Regions from separate parts of the Homo sapiens genome. Here region 2 is linked to region 1. Evidence: read pairs that join two places in POLR2A ChIA-PET (ENCODE). Cell type or tissue: endothelial cell of umbilical vein. All regions are shown on one strand. Each heading gives the region's core, and the rest is flanking DNA. Links, peaks and the distances in the headings are about the cores only. Region 1 overlaps UBN1 (ubinuclein 1). Region 2 overlaps SEPTIN12 (septin 12).

Evidence for each region. Peaks named below come from ENCODE experiments on the same cell type or tissue, not always from the same donor. Only the 100,000 strongest peaks of a DNase experiment are listed, where the experiment ranks them.
Region 2: POLR2A ChIA-PET joins it to region 1 with 7 read pairs; 11 of 35 experiments call an interaction of 5 or more read pairs at or near these places.

The regions. Positions count from the first base shown.
Region 1 is chr16:4,858,240-4,868,221 of GRCh38, forward strand. It overlaps UBN1 (ubinuclein 1), which reads left to right. Exons shown (of 18, transcript NM_001079514.3): 4 at 329-424; 5 at 786-920; 6 at 1,626-1,729; 7 at 2,425-2,863. Among named protein-coding and RNA genes, the nearest start is that of UBN1, 16 kb to the left of the region's middle. RefSeq lists an enhancer at 733-1,932. In endothelial cell of umbilical vein, for the core only: no CTCF peak of the experiment used is centred there; DNase peaks (open chromatin) are centred at 1,532 and 1,652; H3K27ac peaks cover 1,860 bases.
Region 2 is chr16:4,767,696-4,781,431 of GRCh38, forward strand. It overlaps SEPTIN12 (septin 12), which reads right to left. Exons shown (of 10, transcript NM_144605.5): 8 at 11,995-12,091; 9 at 10,391-10,442; 10 at 9,911-10,303. The coding sequence ends at 10,102. Among named protein-coding and RNA genes, the nearest start is that of ZNF500, 7.4 kb to the left of the region's middle. RefSeq lists an enhancer at 706-785. In endothelial cell of umbilical vein, for the core only: no CTCF peak of the experiment used is centred there; no DNase peak of the experiment used is centred there.

The DNA.
Region 1 (9,982 bases), core at 200-2,699:
AAAAGGGGCATGGCAGAGCTAGTGTGAAGAGCTAACTGGACAAATAACCGAGAAGGGCCTGTGGTCGCCTTAGAAGAAATATTTTGGTACAAAGCATAAGAAGCCATTTAGTTCATTTTTCTGTCCTAGGACATTTTATACAGGTACAAATATGTTCTATGTTAAAAGGTTTTCAGGAAAGGAGGTTTTGGGGTTTGTGTGTATGTGAGAGAGTGACTGTTTTAGTTAGTGCATTACCTCTTTGAGTCATAGCTGATGAAGTTCAAGGCCACAGTTAATTCTGTGTGTTTATTCAAAAAGCATGTAATCTATTGCTTTCACATTTTAGGGTGGAAAGAAACGTAGAAAAGACCGAATACAGGACTTGATCGATATGGGGTATGGTTATGATGAATCCGACTCCTTCATCGATAACTCTGAGGCGGTAAGTAGTTACTGAAAATGCCGTGTCAGACCCACTGTACCTGTAGCTCCTCCTGATACTGACCAGGAAGCTGGGGGTGGGGTCAGAGCAGTCGTGCCCTCTTCCCAGCATGAGGCAGTAGCAGCACTGATGAGAGACGAAATGACATTCTTTATCCGGGTCTTAGTTCCCTCTTCAGAAAGTGATGACCAGATCTGTCCAAAACACCTTGTAGCTCAGACATTCATGTTTGACCAGAGGATGTTTTAGCATGCTCTTGGAAGTGGCAGAGGAGCACAGTCACATCTCTCTCGAGACCCACTTTGCACCTTCGGACTGCAGAAGCAGAACTTGGAGCTGACAGTTTGTTTCCCATCTTCAGTATGATGAGCTTGTTCCTGCTTCTTTGACTACGAAGTATGGAGGATTTTACATTAACTCGGGAACCCTGCAGTTTAGACAAGCATCAGAGTCTGAAGATGACTTCATTAAAGAAAAGAAGAAAAAATCTCCAAAGGTTAGAATGTGCTTGCTTTTGGATTTCAGAAATGCTTTTTGACGTGACCCTATCAGATCAGTAGGTGACTTGCCAGAATACGTGGCGCTTGGCCGGCTCAGGAGGATGGTGGAAAGGCAGAGCCGTGCCAGGTTGATGGCTCGCCTCTTACACGTGTGCCCTAATGAGGACACGTGCCCGTGGGGGCTCTGTTCAGCACTTGGTCATTATGTCCATGTCACATGACATCCCAGCAGGCTCAGCAGGGGTCGTTTCTGGAGGTGGCCTCAGGGTGGGAAGGCTGTGGAATGAGGGAATGTGTACCACTCTTGCTGACCCTCTTCTGTGGACATGTAGAGGACTTCAGTTTCAGGGCTGCCATCCCACTGAAAACCAGTCAGCCTTAGGATCAGTGTGTTTAAAAACCTGTCTACCACTGCCTATGTGTTTAAGATGAGAGGTAGGGCCCACTTGTAACTTTCAAACTACAAAGGTTTCAGGCTCCAGAATGGTCACTGTTGTCTCAGCCCTGGGTGTTTCCAGGAGACACCGTCGGTGGGAATGCTGTGGGTTTGTGGTCCAGGGACTGATCTGAGAGCTTTTGTTCATGAAGGAAATGAGACAGGTCTCAGGATGTGCCCCGGGCGGAGCAAGGCCAGTGCCGTGTAGTGCACTTGCTCCCTGAGTTAGGGAGCCGTGTAACTGTGCCTTGTCTTTAATTCTCAGAAGCGGAAGTTGAAGGAAGGTGGTGAGAAGATAAAGAAGAAGAAAAAAGATGACACTTATGACAAGGAGAAGAAATCGAAAAAGTCCAAGTTTTCCAAAGCCGGGTGAGAGGCAGCAGCTTCTTTGCTAGGATAAAGCCTGAACTGTTAGGGCAGGACGACTGGGAGCTGACTCACCTCCTCCCCACAGCTTCGGAAGAGGCAGCAGGGCCTGGCCTTCCTGTCCTCCCGCACGCCTCCCGCAGTGCCATTCTGGGCATAGACGCTCACCTCTCAGTGTGTCAGATAGTTCCACTGTCAGTGTTGGCAGCTATTGTTGTCACTGTGTGACTGCTGATGTTTCTCGTCCTCTGGGGTGCTCCTCTCTGCCCCAGTTCTCCTTCTGTCTCCGCTGTTTTCCCTTGTTGTCTATGGTCATGCTTCCTTCTCCTCACTTGGTCTCACCCCAGCTTCTCTTCAAGTTGCTGCTGTTCTCTGCTGCTCCTGCTTTCTCCCTCTAAATACTTTTCTTGCTCTCCCTGCCCCTTTTTGCAACCTTTTATTTCAGCCTGGCAGTGGTTTCTAAAAACCCGTCGGAAATTTAGCATATGTGACACTGTGTTGCTAACCTGTATTAACTCTCAAGCTTTGGTCTCAGCAAGAACGAGCTCCATATGCCAAGAGGAGGGAGGAGGAATGACAGGGTGGACTGTGACAGGTTCTCCTGGAGACCATGACCCTGGGAGCAGGGGTGAAGGCCTCTGGAGTTCCCTTTGGAGGTGTCCTATAGTCTGAGTGACCAGTTTCCCTCTTGCTTGCAGCTTCACAGCCCTCAATGCCAGTAAGGAGAAGAAGAAGAAGAAATATTCTGGGGCTTTAAGCGTTAAAGAGATGCTAAAGAAATTTCAGAAAGAGAAAGAGGCTCAGAAAAAAAGGGAGGAGGAGCATAAGCCTGTTGCGGTCCCATCAGCGGAAGCTCAGGGCCTGCGGGAACTGGAGGGTGCCTCTGACCCCTTGCTCTCACTCTTTGGCTCTACTTCTGACAACGACTTGCTCCAGGCGGCCACTGCCATGGACTCGCTGACGGATTTGGACTTGGAGCATCTGCTCAGTGAGTCTCCAGAAGGAAGTCCCTTCCGAGATATGGATGATGGAAGTGATTCCCTTGGGGTGGGATTGGACCAGGAATTCAGGCAGCCCTCTTCTCTCCCCGAAGGCCTGCCAGCACCCCTGGAGAAGCGCGTTAAGGAGCTGGCTCAGGTATGGTGGCACAGTGCGGCTGGGCTTTCCTGGAAGCAGTTTGGGCAGATTGCTGTTGGTTCTGCACTGCGTGAAGCTTGCCCAGAGAAACTCTTAGTGAGTTGGCAGTTAAGGTGTCAGCTTTTTCCAAACCCTATTCTCATCCTGAGGGAGAAAACAGTGTAAGCCTTGCCCGTCAGGCATCATTTTAGGCCTTTCTTGGTTTCTTCATTTCTGGAAAATTTGCTTTCTTCTGGGGAGATTGTTCTCTTTCTGTTTTCTGTCAGTTTGTTTTCCACACGGCATCTTTTCCTTCATGTGATAGACGGATGATGTTGGCAGCAGGCAGCTGAGGCAGAGATTAATCTTAGAATTCTTACGAAGGTTTTGCAAATTCACAAAAGTTTGTAAACATACAAGTTACACGTAGAGTAGATGCTTCGTTGCCACTAGGTTTCAGTCGCTCCCTTGCGTTGTGTATCCAGTGTTAGGTAGTGATTACAGGAATGCCTCAAATGTGATGAATGAAAAGCAGCTTAATTTTAAATGCTGTCCATGTCCCATTAAAACCCACCATCGGCAGGGTGCAGTGGCTCACGCCTGTAATCCCAGCACTTTGGGAGGCCGAGGTGGGCGGATCACCTGAGGTCAGGAGTTCGAGACCAGCCTGGCCAACATGGTGAAACCCTGTTTCTACTAAAAATACAAAAAATTAGCTGGGCCTGGTGGCGCTCGCCGTAATCCCGGCTACTTGGGAGGCTGAGGCAGCAGAATCGCTTGAACCCAGGAGGCGGAGGTTGTGGTGAGTGGAGATTGCGCCAGTGCACTCTAGCCTGGGCCACAGAGCAAGATTCCATTAAAAAACAAACCAACCACCATTACCACCTTTAGGATCTAGCAGCTCTTGCTGTTTTACTCCAGTGATTGGGAATTAAGCACTGAGAATTGTCTGTTCAAGTAACACATTTCTAACTGTAAACTAGGCATGGATCATTGGTTGTAATATCATTTACCTTTAAGTTAAAATAACATTTTACCTTAAGCATCAGGACTTGTGATGCAGCTCTAGTGGCAGTCATAATCTACAGCTGTAGGTTTTAAATCAGTGATTCTTACAGTATTTCAGAAGCATTGTTACCTATAATATCCTTTGTGTTTTAGGGCAGGGTAAATTGTCAGCTACTGCTAAAATGATTTTCTCACTTCCAAAAAATATTTGAACACCATATACAAAGCAAATAAAGTATCTATTCAAAGCTCTACCTCATCTTTGTCAGCTTGTGTCCAGCATTGGAAATTCAAGTATTGTATTTGAATGTAATGATTTAAGTGAATTGTACCATGTTGGGGTTTGGAGTATCTCTTAGTATGACATTGAGGTGGAAGTAGCTGAATCTGAACTTGGTGTTTTTGAGCCTGCTGTCCTATATTTGCTCTCAGAATTCATGTTAACCAAACATTACTCCTTGTTCTTTTTAATCCTCTGGTTCGTAATCAAATTGTTTCTTAGCTTCTGAAAGTCTTGTTAAATCATTTAAGGTCTATGTGACGATAGATGGTCGTTAGAGAAAAGTCAAAACCAGATTCTTGGCTGTGTCCCCACTCGTGCCATAGGTTGTGTTCTAGTGTGAAAACTTACTGTTTCACTTTCTTGGGAAAGATGGGGACAGATTTAGTGGCAACAGAATGACATAACCGGAAACAATGTTGGGCTGTGGTGCAAGAAAGCGGAGCTGAGTAAACACCTTGTTAGGCAAGCTGCCCCTCCTCAGTGATTGCCAAGTGTCAGTTAGCTCTTGGGCATAACAAACACAGGGTTCAGGATCCCATAGTCAAGGTGGGCCTGGGTCCCAGTGGGGAGCTGGTGACCAGGAGAGGCTGATGTTCTGGTTGGAAAATACAGTATTCAAGTGTGAAGTTGATATTCGAGTCTTCACATTGCCCTTCTCCTATAACAGCATTAAGAAACTTTGAAAAATGGGGTGGAAGGTGTATGGAAATTATCCATCCGGCCAATATAAAAACAATTTCTAGTTGGATATTCTTTTCTAGCCTCTGTGTATATGTTTTTATGCAGCTGTAATTATAGTTGTGAATAACTGTTTTCTGCCTTTTTACGTAATATTATAAAGCCCTCATGACTTTTTATGGTTGCATTAAAAAGGTGGCTTATTTTAAAAAGATGCTTAATGCTACTCCGAAGGGTCCTCAGGTGCGCTCTTCTGACCAGGGCCCTGCACTTGGGGCACTTGGAGTCCCTGCATGTGTGTGCAAATGCTCAGGACCCCTGATCCCACTGAGAATCTGCTGGGAAAGATAGTCTTCCCAGGGAAGGAATGCACTGGTATACTCAAATTGCTTATGATTCCAAAAGCCACATGTGGATATTTGATATTTGGATCCTTAATAAGGGGTCCATCCTAGATCTTGAAATGGACATCGCATTTTTAAAATTTAAAGTAAACCTGATGTATGTAACTGGGACATTAGCAGTGTTACGTGTTTCTCACTTTATTTTTTATACCCCTAATTTTCCCCCCCTTTTCCCTCTATTATAAGATTGGGTAGACTTTACATCTTGGCCCTAGGTGACACACAAATCAGTTTCTATCACTGTCTGCAAAACACCCCCCAAAATTTGCCTTGTCATAGCAGTTCGTTTCTCCTGACTCTGGGCCAACGCTCATGGCTGCATTCAGCTGGCAAGTTGGCCAGGTGCTGGCAGGGCTTTTCTTTCCTGGCCTTTCATCCTGCCTTCTTCAGGGCTTGGTGGTCTCAGGGCAACATCTCAAGAGGGGAAAGGTGGAAGCTGCAGGGCCCTTGAGAGCTAGCCTTAGAGGCTATGTGTATCACATGACTTCCAGCACACTTTTGGTCAGAGCAAATCACAAGAGCCGCCCAGATCCAAGGATTAGGGAGCTAGGGTGCACCTCTTTGGGAGGAGAATTTCTTTGTGGGAGGAATCTGTGATCCTGGTTTGTTGTTGTTGTTGCCTTTTTTTTTTTTTTTTTTTTTTTGAGACAGAGTCTGACTCCATCACCCAGGCTGGAGTGCAGTGGTGCAATCTCAGCTCACTGCAACATCCACCTCCGCCTTCTGGGTTCAAGTGATTCTTGTGCCTCAGCCTCCCGAGTAGCTGGGATTACAGGCGTGAGCCACTGCGCCTGGCCTGTGTTCCTGTTTTGTATTCTGCCACAGTACATAGCAGATTCTTATCCCATGTGTATTGATCCCTTAGGGGAAAAAACTCTGGGAAGCAAAATTAGATATATCTTCTAACTAAATATGGTACTTAAAACTTTAAAAAATGTCTTTGAAAACTTGTGTATGTTAAAGAGGTCCTCTGAGAGGGAACCTTGGTGATGCCTCTGCCACGTTCACTACATTCTCACATCAGCCTGTTTTTTGTTACTGATTTGTATTGTACATTTGTATAGGCCCCAGGGAATCCAGTGATTTGATGGCCTTACCCTGCCCTCTGTTAATATGCATTGATGGTGTCTTTTGTCTTGGTTGTTGGCAGGTACAGGTGCTGACAAAGCTCAGGTTTGATGCTCCTTTGGGTTATTGTCTTGAGGTAGTTTGACAGCTACTCAGCCTTGGGCTGGACAAATAACCCAGATCTATTTTGGTTCTCTTTAGTCAAGCATAACATAGAGACAATACTAAGAGCAGGAATCAAAGAGACCCCATGTCACCCATTCTGCTCTGCCCTCTATAGAATTAGAACCCCTCATCACAAGAAGTGCAGGGAGAGATGGATCCAAAGAGAATAACGTAGGGGGAAAAAAAACGAAAACAACTTGTTTGATCTTTTTAAAAAAAATCATGCCCGATTTTCTCCTACTCAGCAAAAACAGATACAGTATATAAGATTTTGAGCTGGGTGCTAAAAGGCTACAGGTGACTTTTCTTAGAATAAATAAAACAGCTCATTAAAAGGCTGTTGGAACTCTTATAAATCAGCATGATTGGGATGTTTAACCTCATTTACTAGTTAACTTAGGATTGATTAATTCACACAACTTCTGGGGTAAGAGTGTCTCTTTTTAGGGGTGAGGGACCCCATTTATTTTTGGAAGACTATCAGATATATATCCAATTGCTCTTTTAATTAGATTTACTTTAAAATGCCGCAGTCGACTCTTCAGTATAAAGCCAGACCCTCAGAGATATTGTCTATGCAATTCAAAAGGTTTACAGAAAAGTACTTTCTAAAATTACATAATATTATTTAAAATATTTTTAAAGATTGCGTAAAGATTACATAGAAAGCTTCTGAAATATTGTACAAGTGGCTATCTAAACAGAAAATTTGGCAGGGCGCGGTGGCTCATGCCTGTAATCGCAGTACTTTGGGAGGCCGAGGTGGGAGGATCACCTGAGCCCAGGAGTTCCAGACCAGCCTGGGTAACAGAGTGAGAAAAAAAAATCTAAAAATTAGTCAGGCGTGGTTGCGTGCAGCTGTAGTCCCAGCTGCTTGGGAAGCTGAGGCGGGAGGATTATTTGAGCCTGGGAGGTCAAGGCTGTATGAGCTGCGATCACGTCACTGCACTCCAGAATGGGTGACAGAGTGAGACCATCTCAATAAAATAAGATGCTGGGCATGGTGGCTCAGCCTGTAATCCCAGCATTTTGGGTGGCTGAGGCGGGCGGATCACTTGGGGTCAGATGTTTGAGACCAGCCTGGCCAACATGGTGAAACCCCATCTCTACTAAAAATACAAAAAATTAGCCGAACATGGGGGTGGGTGCCTGTAATCCCAGCTACTCAGGAGGCTGAGGCAGGAGAATCACTTGAACCCGGGAGGTGGAGGTTGCAGTGAGCTGAGATCACGCCATTGCACTCCAGCCTGGGCAACAGAACAAGACTCCGTCTCAAAAACTAAACTAAAATAAAAAAATAAAAAATAATAAGATAAAATTTGATTGGAAGTTTAAGCTGTAGATGGGTCTGAAAGTGTGGCATGTGAAATACATGTTAATTAGTTTGAATTAATGTAAGGGTGCTTCTCGATCTTAAAACTAGCAGTGTAAGCTTAAGCAAAAAAAGTTCAGTTTTATTTTTTCCCAGACTAATATAATTCTAGTACCTTCCAAGTGCTAAGGTAGAATTCTGAATGTTTCCAAGAGTGTAAGAAATTGGCACATGGCTGGGTGAAAAGTCATGCCCTTTTTTTCCATTATTCGTCTGTGGATTTCACCCCTCTGGGCTTTCACCTAGCCAAGGGATCTGTAGAAGCTTGAGTTTTGCGCATTTTCTTCTGACTTAGTTTTGGTTGTTTGGTGTTAAGCTTTTCTTCCTGTGGCGTGCCGTTTTACAGTAGTATCTTCATTTGTTGATTCATTCACTCAGTCAACATTTAGTAAATATTATGTGACAGGCAGCCATGGGAAATATACTGATGAATAAGACTCAGTTCTATATTTTATTTTATTATTATTTTTTAAGACAGGGTCTTGCTCTGTCACCCAGGCTGGAGTGCAGTGGCACGATCTTGCCTTACTGCAACCTCCACGCCCAGGGCTCAAGTGATCCTGCCACCTCAGCCTCCAGAGTAGTTGGGACCACAGGCATGCACCACCATGCCCAGCTTTTTTTTGTATTTTTAGTAGAGACAGGGTCTCATCATGTGCCCAAGCTGGTCTGAAACTCCTGAGCTCGCGTGTTCCGCCCACCTTGGCCTCCCAATGTGTTAGGATTACAGGTGTGAGCCACCGCGCCGGGCCAAGGTTCCATTCTTGTCTTTCATGAGCTCGTTACATAAATGGACCCGATAGATACGCAGACAATGGACTGTAGTACAGAGCAGAATGAAGTAAGCTTTGTGATGTGTGGACGGCCAGATAGCCGGACTTAAGGGGTTAAAGAGAGGCTCTTGGGGGGCATATAGGAAGCAGACTGGAGGCAACAGGCTTCGCCGGCCTCCTGGGGAAGATGCCCTAAGAGAAGGCAGGGAGCAGAGCTGAAGATGGGCGAGTTGGTGGATGGCTGGGCCAGATCGTGGAGGACCCCAAATGCCATGTGAAGGAGTTTGGGTTTGATACCAGGCTTGGAAAGAGCTGCTGAAGGGTTCTGAAGAAGGGAGTGGCGGTCTTAAGGTTGGAGTGCAATTATTAGAAGTGGGGAACACAGGGGAAGAGCAGAAGCCAGTGGGTCTGGTGTAAGTTGAGTTTGCAAACCAGAGGGTCATCCATCCACAGAAGTGCAGTTGACCCTTGAACAACACAGGGTTTAACTGCGTGGATCCACTTACACGCAGATGTTTTCTAACCAAATGTGGGTTGATTTGAGGGATGCTAAATCTGTGTATAGAGGGCTAACTTTTTGTATAGGCAGGTTCCTCAGGGCTGACTGTGCAGTTGGATTTTGGTATATACGGGGGTCCTGTAACCAATCCCCTGCCTATACCAGGCGTTGACTGTAATTGGGAAATTTCTCAGAGATAACTGGAAATTCTGGTCCAGAGCTTAGATGAGAGGATTTAGGGCTTAGTTTAGATTTGAGTGTACAATTGTCTGTGTTATTTTGAAGCCCTGAGGGGGAAAGAAGTTATTGGGAGAAGTGGGTTCTAGTGAGAATCCTGGGGTCCGCCTATGGAAAGGAGCTGGTGGAGGAGGCAGATGGAGCAGTTAGAGTGGTTGGAAGGGGCCCCAGAGGATGCAGTGAGAGGAAGGTGAGTGGGGGAGATGATGGTGAGGGGTTAGCAGTGTCTGCAATTTCAGAGGGGTTGATCCCTTCATTCTAGATAGTCACCTTATCACCCTTGTTTGCTGTCGTTACTGTATATCATGTCTGATTTCAGAAATTTTATTTCACCCAAAGCCTTCAGACCAGCAGCTCTTGGGTTGAGAGGAATGGTTCCCAGCCCTTTTTGCACATCAGTGTTCCCAGGGTTGCTTTGAAAGAGTACTTGGGCCACTTTTGAGAGTGTGCATTCCTGAATCTCCTTTCCAGAGACTGTGATTTGAATGGCCTGAGTTGCTCCAAGCTGCCCAGGGAATTCCAATATGCAACCAAGTGTGAGAACCCTGATGCAGACTTCCACAGGGTCTGCTTTTTTGTGTTCCCGCTGTGTCGTGGCTGCCTGCCGTGGTTGCTTCAGGGGTCTCTGAGCTTGCCATCCAGGGTGTGTGTTA
Region 2 (13,736 bases), core at 4,186-6,685, 87 kb before region 1:
TAAATAAATAAAATAAATAAAGGCAGAAGTTGTTCAAGATAAAACTGGAAGAGATGCCAAGTGCTTGCGCCCACCCTCCCCCAAGAGGGCCCCCAACAACGTCCAACCCCAAATATCCCTTGTCCTGCCTGCTTCTTTCTGACAACATAATAATGGGCATCAATCTTTGTTGTTGTTGTTAGAGATGAAGTCCCACCATGGTGCCTAGGCTGGTCTCAAACTCCTGGGCCCAAGCAATCTTCCCGCCTCAGCTTCCCAAAGTGTCAGGATTACAGGTGTGCCCAGCCAGGTATCAATTCTTGTATGTATGTATTTATTTATTTAGAGACAGGGTCTCACTCTGTCGCCCAGGCTAGAGTGCAGTGGCTCGACCTTGGCTCACAGCAACCTCCGCCGCCCGGTTTTAAGCAATTCTCCTACCTAACCTCCCGAATAGTTGGGATTACAGGCACGAACCACCAGGTCCGGCTAATTTTTGTATTTTTAGTAGAGATGGGGTTTCCCCATGTTGCCCAGGCTGGTCTCCAACGGCCTCAAGCAATCCACCCACGTCAGCCTCCCAAAGTGCTGAGATTACAGGAGTAAGCCACCGCTCCCGGTCGCATCAATTCTTGAGCATCAAGCAAGCAAAACACATTTGTACTTCGTTTCTTCCTCATTTAGTAATAGAGGTACTATAACTAGACCTACCGGTTCAACAAAACAAAACAAAACCCTGAAGCTCTGAGAGTTTTAAGTATTGAACCCCCCAGAGAAGGTCAAACAGGAAGTACAGAAATGGGATTGGAACCCAAATCTTTGATTCCAGAACTTCAGCTCCTAACTACCAGGTTAACGTAGTTTGCCCCTAATCCTAACTTGGGCATCCTAAGGCCCGTCTCCTATGCTGGATTCTCGCTGCTTTTCCTCTTTGGTTGAACATGATCCGGAGTTTCCCTCTGCCTGGGGTGCCCAGGAAAGAGTCCCAGCACCGAGTTCGGGTGAGCAGCAACGCAGCATACACAGCAGGCGTACACTCAACGTACGCCCCGCCCCGCACAAGCTCCGCCCCGCATGCGCGCCCCGCCTCGCATCCCGGATCTACCCCCGGAATCTCGCGCGTCTTTCCCAAAGCATCGGCTAGGACTCAGCCCGCCGGAAACAAATTTGGGGACGCCGGATTCAGGAAGCTGGCAGGACTACATTTCCCAGAGCGCCCCGCGCCCTCCCCGGAGGCAGATTCCTGGGCGCTCTAGAGGGGGTGGGTTGGCGGCCTGGAGGGTCTCCTCAAGTGGCGGCACTGCCAGGGGCTCGGAGGAAGGGGCTGCAGTCTCCCGGTGGCAGCGTCCTTGTCGTCGAGACTGCGGGCGGTTCCCTTGCGCGCCCTGAACCTCAGTTTCCATATCTGTTAATGGGGGACATTAACCCTCAAGGTTGTAACTCATTCAAGACCATTCATCCAGGCATAATAAATGCATAAACGCTGCACGTTGAGTCCTCCCAACTGCCCCCTTAACTAGGCGCTCGGGTGATGGAGTGGTGGCAGGTGCCTGCTTTCATGGAGCTTGCCATGAGAGGCATACAGTGGACAAAATTACCATGAGAGGCATACAGTGGACAAAATTGCACGAAGAATTGTTTAATCACTTCTTTGGCAAATGTTAGCAAGCGGCGTAAAAGAGGGAACCTGATACCTTCAGGGTGGAAGTGACAGTTGAGCAGCCTAGGGTTAACCTGGGGAACCGGTGGGGAGGATTCCAGACAGCAGGAGTGAAAAGTGCAAAGGTCCTGGGGCCGGAGAGAACACGGTGCGTTTGAGGAACAGAATGGAGACCAGAGATTGGGAGATGTGGCTGGAGGGATGGGCAAGGCCTGACCATACTTGGAGACTCTGGTGAGGATTAAGGATTTTATCCTTGGAGTCAATAGAGTTTGGGGTTTTAAGTAGGATAGCATCGTGATCAGATAAGAAGCTTTGTGGAGTACAGATCTCAGAAAGACTGGAGAGGAGCAGTGAGACTAGCTGGAAGCTCCTGGAGTGGTCCAGAGTTGGGGTAACTAGTGATGGTGGTAGTCACTGACAAGGATCTGGCCAAGATTCCTGGAGCACATTCAACAGTGCTTGGTGGTTGATTAGCTTGGGGTGGAGGAGGGAGACAAGGATAACTCCTTTGTACAATGGGGATGGTAACATCACCTGCAGTAGGCACCATTATGGTAAAGAGACAGAACAGAACGTCAGACACATATAGGCTTAATATGTCCTAATTCTGTTAGTAATAAAGACTACCTCTGTGTTCAGGGCAGTGTTGTTTGTAATGGCAAAACCGAAAACAGTCTAAATGTTAGTCAACAGGAGAATGATGGATAAATCTCACGGAGGCTATGCCAAACAAAAAAAGGCAAGTGGCAATATGATACAATTTTCATAAATTTTGAAAATGCAAAACAATTCTACATATGATTTAGAGACATGTATGCGGTTCAAAGAAATGTTTGGGACTTGGATGAACACCAAATTCAGGATGGTGATGGGGCAAACGTTGAAGAGGGATGTGATGGGGGGAAGGTTCAGGGGGCAAAAACTGCAAGTTTTAATGTGCTTTTTATTTATTTTTAATTTATATATTTATATTTTTATATTTATTTATATTTTTTTATTTATTTTTACTTATTTTATTTTTTTTTGAGACAGACTCTCACTGTTGCCCAGGCTGGAGTGCAGTGGCGCAATCTGGGCTCACTGAGACCTCCGCCTCCTGAGTTCAAGCGATTCTCCTGCCTCAGCCTCCCAAGTACCTGGGATTACAGGCATGCACCACCACACCCAGCTAATTTTCGTATTTTCAGTAGAGACGGGTCTTCACCATGTTGGCCAGGCTGGTCTTGAACTCCTGATCTCAGGTGATCCACCCTCCTTGGCCTCCCAAAGTGCTGGAATTATCAGGTGTGAGCCACCGCGCCTGGCCATTAATGTGCTTTTTAAAAACAACAACAAAAGCCATTATTTTGAATTTGTATTCATGAAGTATTAAAACCTACCAAATGTTTTAATAAATAATCTTAAATAGGCCAGGTGCGGTGGCTCACGCCTGTAATCACAGCACTTTGGGAGGCCGAAGCAGGCAGATCACTTGAGGTCAGGAGTTCAAGACCAGCCTGGCCAACATGGCAAAACCCCGTCTCTATTAAAAATACAAAAAATTAGCCAGGCATAGTGGCACACACCTGTAATCCCAGCTACTAGGGAGGCTGAGGTAGAAGAACAGCTTGAACCAGGGAGGCGGAGGTTGCAGTGAGCCAAGATTGCACCACTGCACTCCAGCCTGGGCGACAGAGCCAGATTCCGTCTTAAAAAAAAAAAAAAAAAAAAAGCCGGGCACGGTGGCTCACACCTGTAATCCCAGCACTTTGGGAGGCTGAAGCAGGTGGGTCATGAGGTCAGGAGATCGAGGCCATCGTGGCTAACACGGTGAAACCCCGTCTCTACTAAAAATACAAAAAATTAGCCGGGCGTGGTGGCAGGCGCCTGTAGTCCCAGCTACTCGGGAGGCTGAGACAGGAGAATGGTGTGAACCCGGGAGACGGAGGTTGCAGCGAGCCAAGATCGCGCCACTGCACTCCAGCCTGGGTGACAAAGCGAGACTCCGTCTCAAAAAAAAGAAAAAAGAAAAAAGAAAAATTAGAAGGCCAGGTATGGTGGCTCACACTTGTAATCCTACCACTTTAGGAGGCCGAGGAGGGCAGATTGCTTGAGTCCAGGAGTTCAAGACCAGCCTGGGGCTGGGCGAAACCCCATCTCTACTAAAAATGCGAAAATTAGACAGGCAGGGTAGTACACGCCTCTAATCCCAGCTACTCGGGGGGCTGAGGCAGGAGGATTTCTTGAGCCTGGGAGGCGGAGGTTGTGATGAGCTGAGATTGTGCCACTGCACTCCAGCCTGGGTGACAAAGAGAGACCCTGTCTCAAAAATAAAATAATTAAATCTTCAAAAAGAGCCTCCAGAGGCTGCAGGGCTCTGTAGACACCTTGATTCTGGCCCAGTGATATTGATCTCATACTCCTGACCTCTGGAGCTATAGGAGGATACACGTGTGTTGTTTTAAGCCTCTGCATTTGTGCTAATTTGTTACAGCAGCCACAAGAAGTGAAAACATATGGAATGTAGTGCTCTGGGTGGCCAGGGAGGCTGTTTCCCCTCCTTTACAACACTGGACAGCCTTGGGGGATCCCCTAACACATGCGCATAACAGTTAGTGGTGCACAATGTGGGGGTGCTATGCTTCCCCCAGGGGACACGTGACTTGTCCTGGATAATTTTTTTTTTTTTTTTTTTTTGAGACAGAGTCTTGTTCTGTCACCCAGGCTGGAGTGCAATGGCACGATCTTGGCTCACTGCCACCTCTGCCTCCCGGGTTCAAGCAATTCTCCTGCCTCAGCCTCCCGAGTAGCTGGGATTACAGGCGCCTGCCACCACGTCTGGCTAATTTTTGTATTTTTAGTAGAGACGGGGTTTCACCGTTTTGGCCAGGCCAGTCTCAAATTCCTGACCTCAGGTGATCCACCTGCCTCGGCCTCCCAAAGTGCCAGGATTACAGACTTGAGCCACTGTGCCTGGCCCCAGGATAATTTTTAATTAGCAACAAAGTGAGAGTTGCTACTGGTGTCTGGTGGGTGGAGGCCAGGGATGCTACTAAACATCCTACAGTGTACAGGACAGTCCCCACCACAAAGAATGATCTAGACTGGGTGAGGTGGCTCGTGCCTGTAATCCCAGCACTTTGGGAAGCTGCAGCAGGAGGATCTCTTGAGCCCAGGAGTTCATGACCAGCATCGGCATCATAGTGAGATTCTATCTCTACAACACTAGATAAAAATTAGCTGAGGGGCCCAGTGCGGTGGCTCAAGCCTGTAATCCCAGCACTTTCAGAGGCTGAGGCGGGCAGATGGCTTGAGCTCAGGAGGTCGAGACCAGCCTGGGCAACATTGTAAAACCCTGTTTCTACCAAAAATCCAAAAAAAAAAAATTAGCTGGGCATGGTGGCATGCACCTGTGGTCCTAGCTACTTGGGAGGCTGAGGTGGGAGGATCGCTTGAGCCCAGGAGGCAGAGGTTGCAGTGAGCTGAGATCATGCCCACGGAATTCCAGGTTCAGTGACAGCTAGAACCCATCTCAAAAGAAGAAAAAAAAATCTTTGGCTGCTTTGCCTGTGGAGTAGTCATTCTTTTATTCCTTTGCTTTCGTTTTTTTTTTTGTTTTTTTTTTTTTGAGACAGAGTTTCGTTCTCTCGCCCAGGCTGGAGCGCAGTGGCGTGATCTCCACTCACTGCAAGCTCCGCCTCCCAGGTTCACGCCATTCTCCTGCCTCAGCCTCCTGAGTAGCTGGGACTACAGGCGCCCGCCACCATGCCTGGCTAATTTTTTGTATTTTTAGTAGAGACGGGGTTTCACCATGTTAGCCAGGATGGTCTCGATCTCCTGACCTCGTGATCCACCCACCTTGGCCTCCCAAAGTGCTAGGATGACAGGCATAAGCCACAGCACCCGGCCCCTTTGCTTTCTTAATAAACTTTTTTTGAGGCAGAGTCTCACTCTATTGGCCAGGCTGGAGTGCAGTGGTGCGATCTTGGCTCACTGTAACCTCCATCTCCCAGGTTCAAGCGATTCTCCCGCCTCAGCCTCCCTAGTAGCTAGGATCATGGGTGCGTGCCACCATGCCCGGCTAATTTTTGTATTTTTAGTAGAGACAGGGTTTCACCTTGTTGGCCAGGCTGGTCTTGAACTCCCGGCTTCAGGTGATCTGCCCACCTCAGCCTCCCAAAGTACTGGGATTACACAGGCATGACCCAGCCTTCTTGATTAACTTTCAAAAAAAAAAAAAAAAAAAGCCTGGCACTGTGGCTCATGCCTGTAATCCCAGCACTTTGGGAGGCCGGGACGGGCGGATCATGAGGTCAGGAGTTTGAGACCAGCCTACTCAACATGGTGAAACCCCGTCTCTACTAAAAATACAAAAATTAGCCGGGTGTGGTGGCGGGAGCCTGTAATCCCAGCTATTCGGGAGGCTGAGGTGGGCAGATCACCTGAAGCCGGGAGTTCAAGACCAGCCTGGCCAACATGGTGAAACCCTGTCTCTACTAAAAATACAAAAATTAGCCGGGCATGGTGGTACGCACCCATGATCCCAGCTAGTAGGGAGGCTGAGGCGGGAGAATCTCTTGAACCCGGGAGGCAGAGTTGCAGTGAGCCAATATTGTGCCATTGCATTCCAGCCTGGGTGACAAGAGCGAAACTCCATCTTAAAAAAAAAAAAAAAATTAGCTGGGTGTGGTGGCATGTGCCTGTAGTCCCAGCTACTCAGGAGGCTGAGGTGGGAGGATCACTTGGGCCTGAGACGTTGAGGCTGCAGTGAACTATGATTGAGCCACCGCATTCCAACCTGGGCAGTAGAGCAAGACCCTGTCTCAAAAAGAAGAAGAAGAAGAGGAAGAAGAGGAAGAAGAAGGAGAAGAAATAGAATGATCTAGCACAAGTGCTGGTGGTGCAGAGGTTGAGAAACCTGGTCTGTGAGATGTATTCCTAGAAATGCAACGGCTGAGCCAAAGGGTGTGTGCTTTTGAAATGCTGTAGATGTTTCCATATTGCCCAGGGCTAATCTTTTTTTTTTATTTATTTTTATTATTTTATTTTATTTTTTTATTGATCATTCTTGGGTGTTTCTCGCAGAGGGGGATTTGGCAGGGTCATGGGACAATAGTGGAGGGAAGGTCAGCAGATAAACAAGTGAACAAAGGTCTCTGGTTTTCCTAGGCAGAGGACCCTGCGGCCTTCCGCAGTGTTTGTGTCCCTGATTACTTGAGATTAGGGATTGGTGATGACTCTTAACGAGCATGCTGCCTTCAAGCATCTGTTTAACAAAGCACATCTTGCACCGCCCTTAATCCATTTAACCCTGAGTGGACACAGCACATGTTTCAGAGAGCACAGGGTTGGGGGTAAGGTCACAGATCAACAGGATCCCAAGGCAGAAGAATTTTTCTTAGTACAGAACAAAATGAAAAGTCTCCCATGTCTACCCCTTTCTACACAGACACGGCAACCATCCGATTTCTCAATCTTTTCCCCACCTTCCCCCCCTTTCTATTCCACAAAACCGCCATTGTCATCATGGCCCATTCTCAATGAGCTGTTGGGTACACCTCCCAGACGGGGTGGTGGCCAGGCAGAGGGGCTCCTCACTTCCCAGTAGGGGCGGCCGGGCAGAGGCGCCCCTCACCTCCCGGACGGGGCGGCTGGCCGGGCGGGGGGCTGACCCCCCCACCTCCCTCCCGGACGGGGCGGCTGGCCGGGCGGGGGGCTGACACCCCCACCTCCCTCCCGGACGGGCCCAGGGCTAATCTTAAACCTTGGGATGTGCTGTGACGTGGGCCAGTGTCTCAGCCAACTCAGATGTTGGTCGTGGGTGGTTTGAGTGCCCACGGGCTCTGGAAGCTCCCCAGTCCTGGAGTCAGCCTGCGGTGTGGGTGGAGAAGCTGGTTTGTGAATTCAACCAGCAGATCGCTGTAGGGCAGGCAATGCAGGGTCCGTTCTGTTCAGTCAGCAGCCCTGTTCTTACCACCTGCCATGCACTGGATGCAGGGATGAAACTGACATATCTCTGCCCTCACTATGTTTCCAGCCTAATGGGGGAGACTGACCAGGAAACAAACTAGGTGACACACACTCAGAGGGGGCAGTGAGTGGGTTGCCTGGGGAAGGCAAGGAGGGCTTCAGGGAGAAGGTGACTTTTAGTTGGAACAAAACTGCTACTCATTGTTGTCATTTGTTGAAGGCTCACCTTGCACCCAGCTTCCTAGATTAGAGGGGTAGCCCTTTCTTTTATTACCAAACTAATGACTAATGTAGCTTTGGCCCCCATGGTGTGGGATTCTGTGAAATCCATTTATTTTCTAGCTTTTTTGTTTTGTTTTGTTTTGTTTTTGAGATGGAGTCTCGCTCTGTTGCCCAGGCTGAAGTGCAACGGTGTGATCTCGGCTCACTGCAACCTCTACCTGCTGGGTTCAAGTGATTCTTCTGCCTCGGCCTCCTGAGTAGCTGGGATTACAGGTGCGTACCACCATGCCCGGCTAATTTTTTTTTTTTTTTTTTTTTTTTTTTGAGATGGAGTCTCGCTCTGTCGCCCAGGCTGGAATGCAGTGGCGGGATCTCGGCTCACTGCAAGCTCCGCCTCCCGGGTTCATGCCATTCTCCTGCCTCAGCCTCCCAAGTAGCTGGGACTACAGGCGCCCGCCACTACGCCCGGCTAATTTTTTGTATTTTTAGTAGAGATGGGGTTTCACCGTTTTAGCCGGGATGGTCTCGAACTCCTAACCTCAGGTGATCTGCCCGCCTCGGCCTCCCAAAGTGCTGGGATTTCAGGCGTGAGCACCGTGCCCGGCCTATTTTCTAGCTTTCTGGAGAGTCCCTGGGCTGTGGAGCTCACACATTCTGCAGCAGGTCCTCCACCCTGGACTGCTGCTCCATCTTGATCATGTAGCCTCTGTCTTCATGCCATTTCTCCAGGTTGTGGTCGGCACATCCTAGGGAGTATTTTATTTTGTCTGAACAACAGTGCTATGTGCTTGGTACCATGATCCCCATTTTACAGATGAGGAAAGTGAGGCAAGGGGAGCATAAGTAACTGACTTGCCTGCTGGGATTTTCACACTGGCATTGCCAGGCTCCACAGTGGGAGCTGTTTGCTGGCCATGCTGGCCCCTGGGGCAGGGGAATGAGGAAGGTGGGGGATGGTGGAACACAGAGATCAGGTAAGACAGCCAGAGATCAGGCCACAAAGATGGGGATTTTGAAAGTGTTCTTGGCCTGTGGGCCTAGCCCCGGGCCAGGAGTAAGGGGCTGGGACAGATGGGAGAGCTGATTTTGTCACTTGGGTCTGGCTCTGGGGCAGAGGGGGCTGGTTGTCCAAGGCATGCCTTCCCAGGCCTTCAAGATTCCTAGGGCCTTGGGTCTCACATTATTCAAAAAGAAACCTGGGTGCTGTGGCTCATGCCTGTAATCCCAGCACTTTGGGAGGCTGAGGCAGATGGATCACTTGAGGTCAGGAATTTGAGACTAGCCTGGCCAACGTGGTGAAACCCCGTCTCCACTAAAAACACAAAATTAGCTGGGCGTGGTGGTGGGCACCTGTAATCCCAGCTACGCGGGAGGCTGAGGCAGGAGAATTTCTTAAACCCGGGAAGCAGAGGTTGCAATGAGCCCAGATCATGCCACTGCATTTCAGCCAGTGCGACAGAGTGAAACTCCATCTCAGAGGCTGAGTGCAGTGGCTCATGCCTGTAATCCCAGCACTTTGGGAGGCCGAGGCCGGTGGATCACTTGAGGTCAGTTCAAGACCAGCCTGGCCAGCATGGTGAAACCCCATCTCTACTAAAAATACAAAAATTAGCCAGGCATGATGGTGTATGCCTGTAGTCCCCAGCTACCTGGGATGCTGAGGCAGGAGAATGACTTGAACCCGGGAGGCAGAGGTTGTAGCGAGCCGAGATCACGCCATCGCACTCCAGCCTGGGCAACAAGAGCGAAACTCCATCTCAAAAAACAAGACAAAACAAAAAAAAAAAAACCCCAGAAAACTCCATCTCAGAAACAACAACCAACAACCACCACAAAAACATACTTGGTTGGCAGCAGTGGTAATCCCAGTGTTTTGGAAGGCTGAGGCGGAAGGATCACCTGAGGTCAGCTAAAGACCAGCCTGAGCAACCTAGTGAGGCCTTATCTCTACAAAAAAAAATGGTAAAAATCAGCCCATCAAGGTGGTGTCATGCCCATAGTCTTGGCTACTTGAGAGGCTGAGGCAGGAGGATCACTTGAGCCCAGAAATTTGAGGCTGCAGTGAGTCATGATTGCGCCACTGTACTCCAGCCTGGGTAACAGAGTGACACCCAGCCTTTTTATTTGTGGATAGCTCAAAGAAGTCATTTACAAAATGCCTTTTGTTTTCAAAGCACAGCTTTTCATAAAAAGCAAGGCTCACATTTAATAGATGCTCTGGTACATAGGTGTGTGTTGAGAGCCGCTGGGGACTCAGGAAGCCCAGCAGCCCCGGGATCCGCCGGTGGTCAGAACTCATCATCAGAATCGTCATGGGCCCCCCTGCAGACCTTGAAGGTCCGGGGGGTGGTCAGCTGTCCTGGGGAGGCCGGGGCCAGGTTCACCCAGCCGGGCCCGCGGGGCAGCAGGTGGCTTTCATTGAGTCTGATGACGCGGTAGTTCTCATAGTGGATGTTGTGGGTTATGTCCTTCAGGTCTTGGAGGTGGGAGCTGGGGGACCGGAGACGGTCAGCCCCGATGGTGGTGTCCCCAGGGCCCCTCGCCAGCCCCCTAGCCCCAGGCTCCCCACACCCTCACCGGATAAGCAGGTCTCTCAGGAGAGGAAATTCACAGTGCGCCATGTTCTCCACTGCAAGACATGGGACTCAGTATGGGCGCTGCTTAGTGAGCACTGAGTAAGTGCCTACTGTATGCACCACCTGACACCATTTCCCTTAGCCCTTTTCCCACATTTCTCTTTACCCTATCCTGCCTTCCCTTTGTTGGTTCATTCATTCATTCACCCACTGTTGTGTTCCCAGTGCCTGGTACAGGCGGCTCCTACAAATAGCTGTAGAATGAATGAATCCACCAATCATTATTGTATTATATGTACACTCGGCCTCTGTATCCATGGGTGCCCACTGTAGGACTTGAGCATCTGCCGATTTTGGTATCCCTGGGGGTCCTGGAACCACCCTCTGCGGATAGCATGGGTGCTATATCATAGGCAATAGTATAGTATATTTCTGGCTGGGCGCGGTGGCTCACGCCTATAATCCCAGCAGTTTGGGAGGCTGAGTTGGGTGGATCACCTGAGGTCAGGAGTTTGAGACCAGCCTGGACGACATAGTGAAGCCCCGTCTCTACTAAAAATACAAAAATTAGCCGGGTGTGGTGGTATAATCTGTAGTCCCAGCTATTTGGGAGGCTGAGGCAGGAGAATCGCTTGAACCTGAGAGGCGGAAGTTGCAGTGAGCCAAGATCGCTCCACTGCACTCCAGCCTGAGTGACAAAGCAAGACTCTGTCTCAAAAAAATATATATATATAGTATAGAATATTTCTAATAATTATAATAATACATCACCTGACCGGGCGCGGTGGCACACGCCTGTAATCCCAGCACTTTGGGAGGCCGAGGCGGGCAGATCACGAGGTCAGGAGTTTGAGACCAGCCTGGCAACATAGTGAAACCCCGTCTCTCATAAACATACAAAAAATTAGCTGGGCGTGGTGGCAGGTGCCTGTAATCCCAGCTCTTTGGGAGGCTGAGACAGGAGAATCACTTGAACCCAGGAGGCGGAGGTTGCAGTGAGCCGAGATCACGCCACCGCACTCCAGCTCGGGTGACACTGCGAGACTCCATCTCAAAAAAATAAAAATAAAAAATAATAATAATACATCAGGGGCTACATCCTCGCTGCCCCTCCTGTGTCACTTTCCCTAGCTCCCTAAGGCAGTCTCCTCTCCCTCCCGCCACAATCGCCTTCACTGTGCCTCCCCGACCTGTCCTTGTCCTGTCAGCTCTATGGGGACAGGGACCCTGTCAGTCCTCCCTTTACCGTGCACTGCAGTAACTGCACATAGCGGTGCCTGATACACAGTAGGCCCATCGTAATTTCCGGCCAGCCACTAGGGCAGCCTTGGGTATTGGGCATTGTGCAAAATGGTGGTTCTCCCCGCTCCAACACCCTAGGAAGTTGATGCACTGTGATGCCCACTTTACTGTGAGGAAACTGAGGCCCAGAGGGTCCGGAAACTTGCCACAGCCTCCCAGCTGGAAAGAGGGACCATTCCCCAGGGCTCTTTGTCTAGTGGGCTTCACCTTTCTGTGCCCTGTGATGGGTGCGAAGGTTGCCCAAGGCTGCTCTGGTTTCCAAACTGACCCCACCTGCATCCTACCCAGGGGCCCCGCACTGACCTTCAATGATGCCCCACTTGGTCTTCCGGCCCAGGACACACCTCCCGTTCACCAGGTGCTCTTGGTCAGCCCCTACCACGGCAAAAGGGATTCGGTCCTGGGAAAGGAGAAGACACAGAGATGGGAGGATTGACTTCGCTGGGGAGAAGAGAAGAAAAGTCAAGGCACCCAGGCAGGAGAGGGGAGTCCTATCCTTTTCGAGGAGGGAACATGGTAGAAAGTGCACAGAATTCCCAAGTTCAAAGACATAAAGTCTAATTGGTGCCTCTGGCTGAGTGAGGTAGCTCTTGCCTGTAATTTCAGCACTTTAGGAGGCCGAGGTGGGAGGATCACTTGAGCCCTAGGAGTTTGAGACCAGCCTGGGCAACATGGTGAAAGGCCATCTCTGCAAAAACTAAAAAATTAGCTGAGCTTATAATCCCATTATATTATATAGCGTATTATATAGCTCACACCTATAATCCCATAGCTCACTGCAGCCTTGACCTCCTGGGCTCAAGTGATATCCCCGCCTCAGTCCCCTGAGGAGTGAGGACCATAGGTGTGCACCACCATGCCTGGCTACTTTTTAAACATTTTTAGTAGAGATGAGTTCTCTGTGTTGCCCAGGCTGGTCTCTAACTCCTGGGCTCAAGTGATCCTCCCGCCTCTGCCTTCCAAAGTGGTGGGATTATAGGAGTGAGCTACCACACCCAGCCTGCCTGTCTTCCTATATATAAAGTTTTATTGGCACATAGTTGAGCCTATGAGTCATTTTTGTCTATGGCTGCTCTTGAACCATGACATCAGAGTTGAATCATCACAACAGAGACCCTACGGCCCAGAAAGTCTAAAACATTTACTACCTGGCCCTTTGCAGAAAAGGTTGTTGAACCCTACCGTAAACTCCAGTTGTTTACTTGCTCATGGCCAGAAGCAGAAATTCAAACTTGCAAACTCCGAAGTGACATATATGGGTTTTTACTTCTGAATTCATCTGTGATGGGGAGTAATGTGGATGTTGATAATATTGGGCGTGGTGGCTCACACCTGTAATCCTAGCATTTTGGGAGGTGAAGGCAGGCAGATCACCTGAGGTCAGGACTTCAAGACCAGCCTGGTCAACATGGTGAAACCCTGTCTCTAGGAAAAATAAAAAATTAGCTGGGTGTGGTGGCGCATGCCTGTAATCCCAGCTACTCAGGAGGCTGAGGTGGGAGAATCACCTGAACCCAGGAGGTTGGAGGTTGCTGTGAACGGAGATCCTGCCACTGCACCCCAGCCTGGGCCACAGAACAAGACCCTGTCTCTGCTGGGCACGGTGGCTCACGCCTATAATCCCAGCACTTTGGGAGGCTGAGATGGGTGGATCACAAGGTCAGGAGATCGAGATCACCCTGGCTGAAATAGTGAAACCCCATCTCTACCAAAAAGACAATAATTAGCCAGGCGTGGTATTGTGCACCTATAGTCCCAGCTACTCAGGAGGCTGAGGCAGGAGAATCGCTTGAACCCAGGAGGCAGGGGTTGCAGTGAGCGGAGATCACGCCACTATACTCCAGCTTGGGTGACAGAGGGAGACTCCATCTAAAAAAAAAAAAAAGACCCTATCTCATAAAAAAAACAACATTAAAAACAAAACAAACAAAACATTGTACGGTACGGGGGTTTTTAGTATTTGACCAGGGTTATGCAACCATCATCGCAATCTAATTTCACAACGTTTTCATCACGTCCCCCCAAAAAAACCCCATACCTTTTAG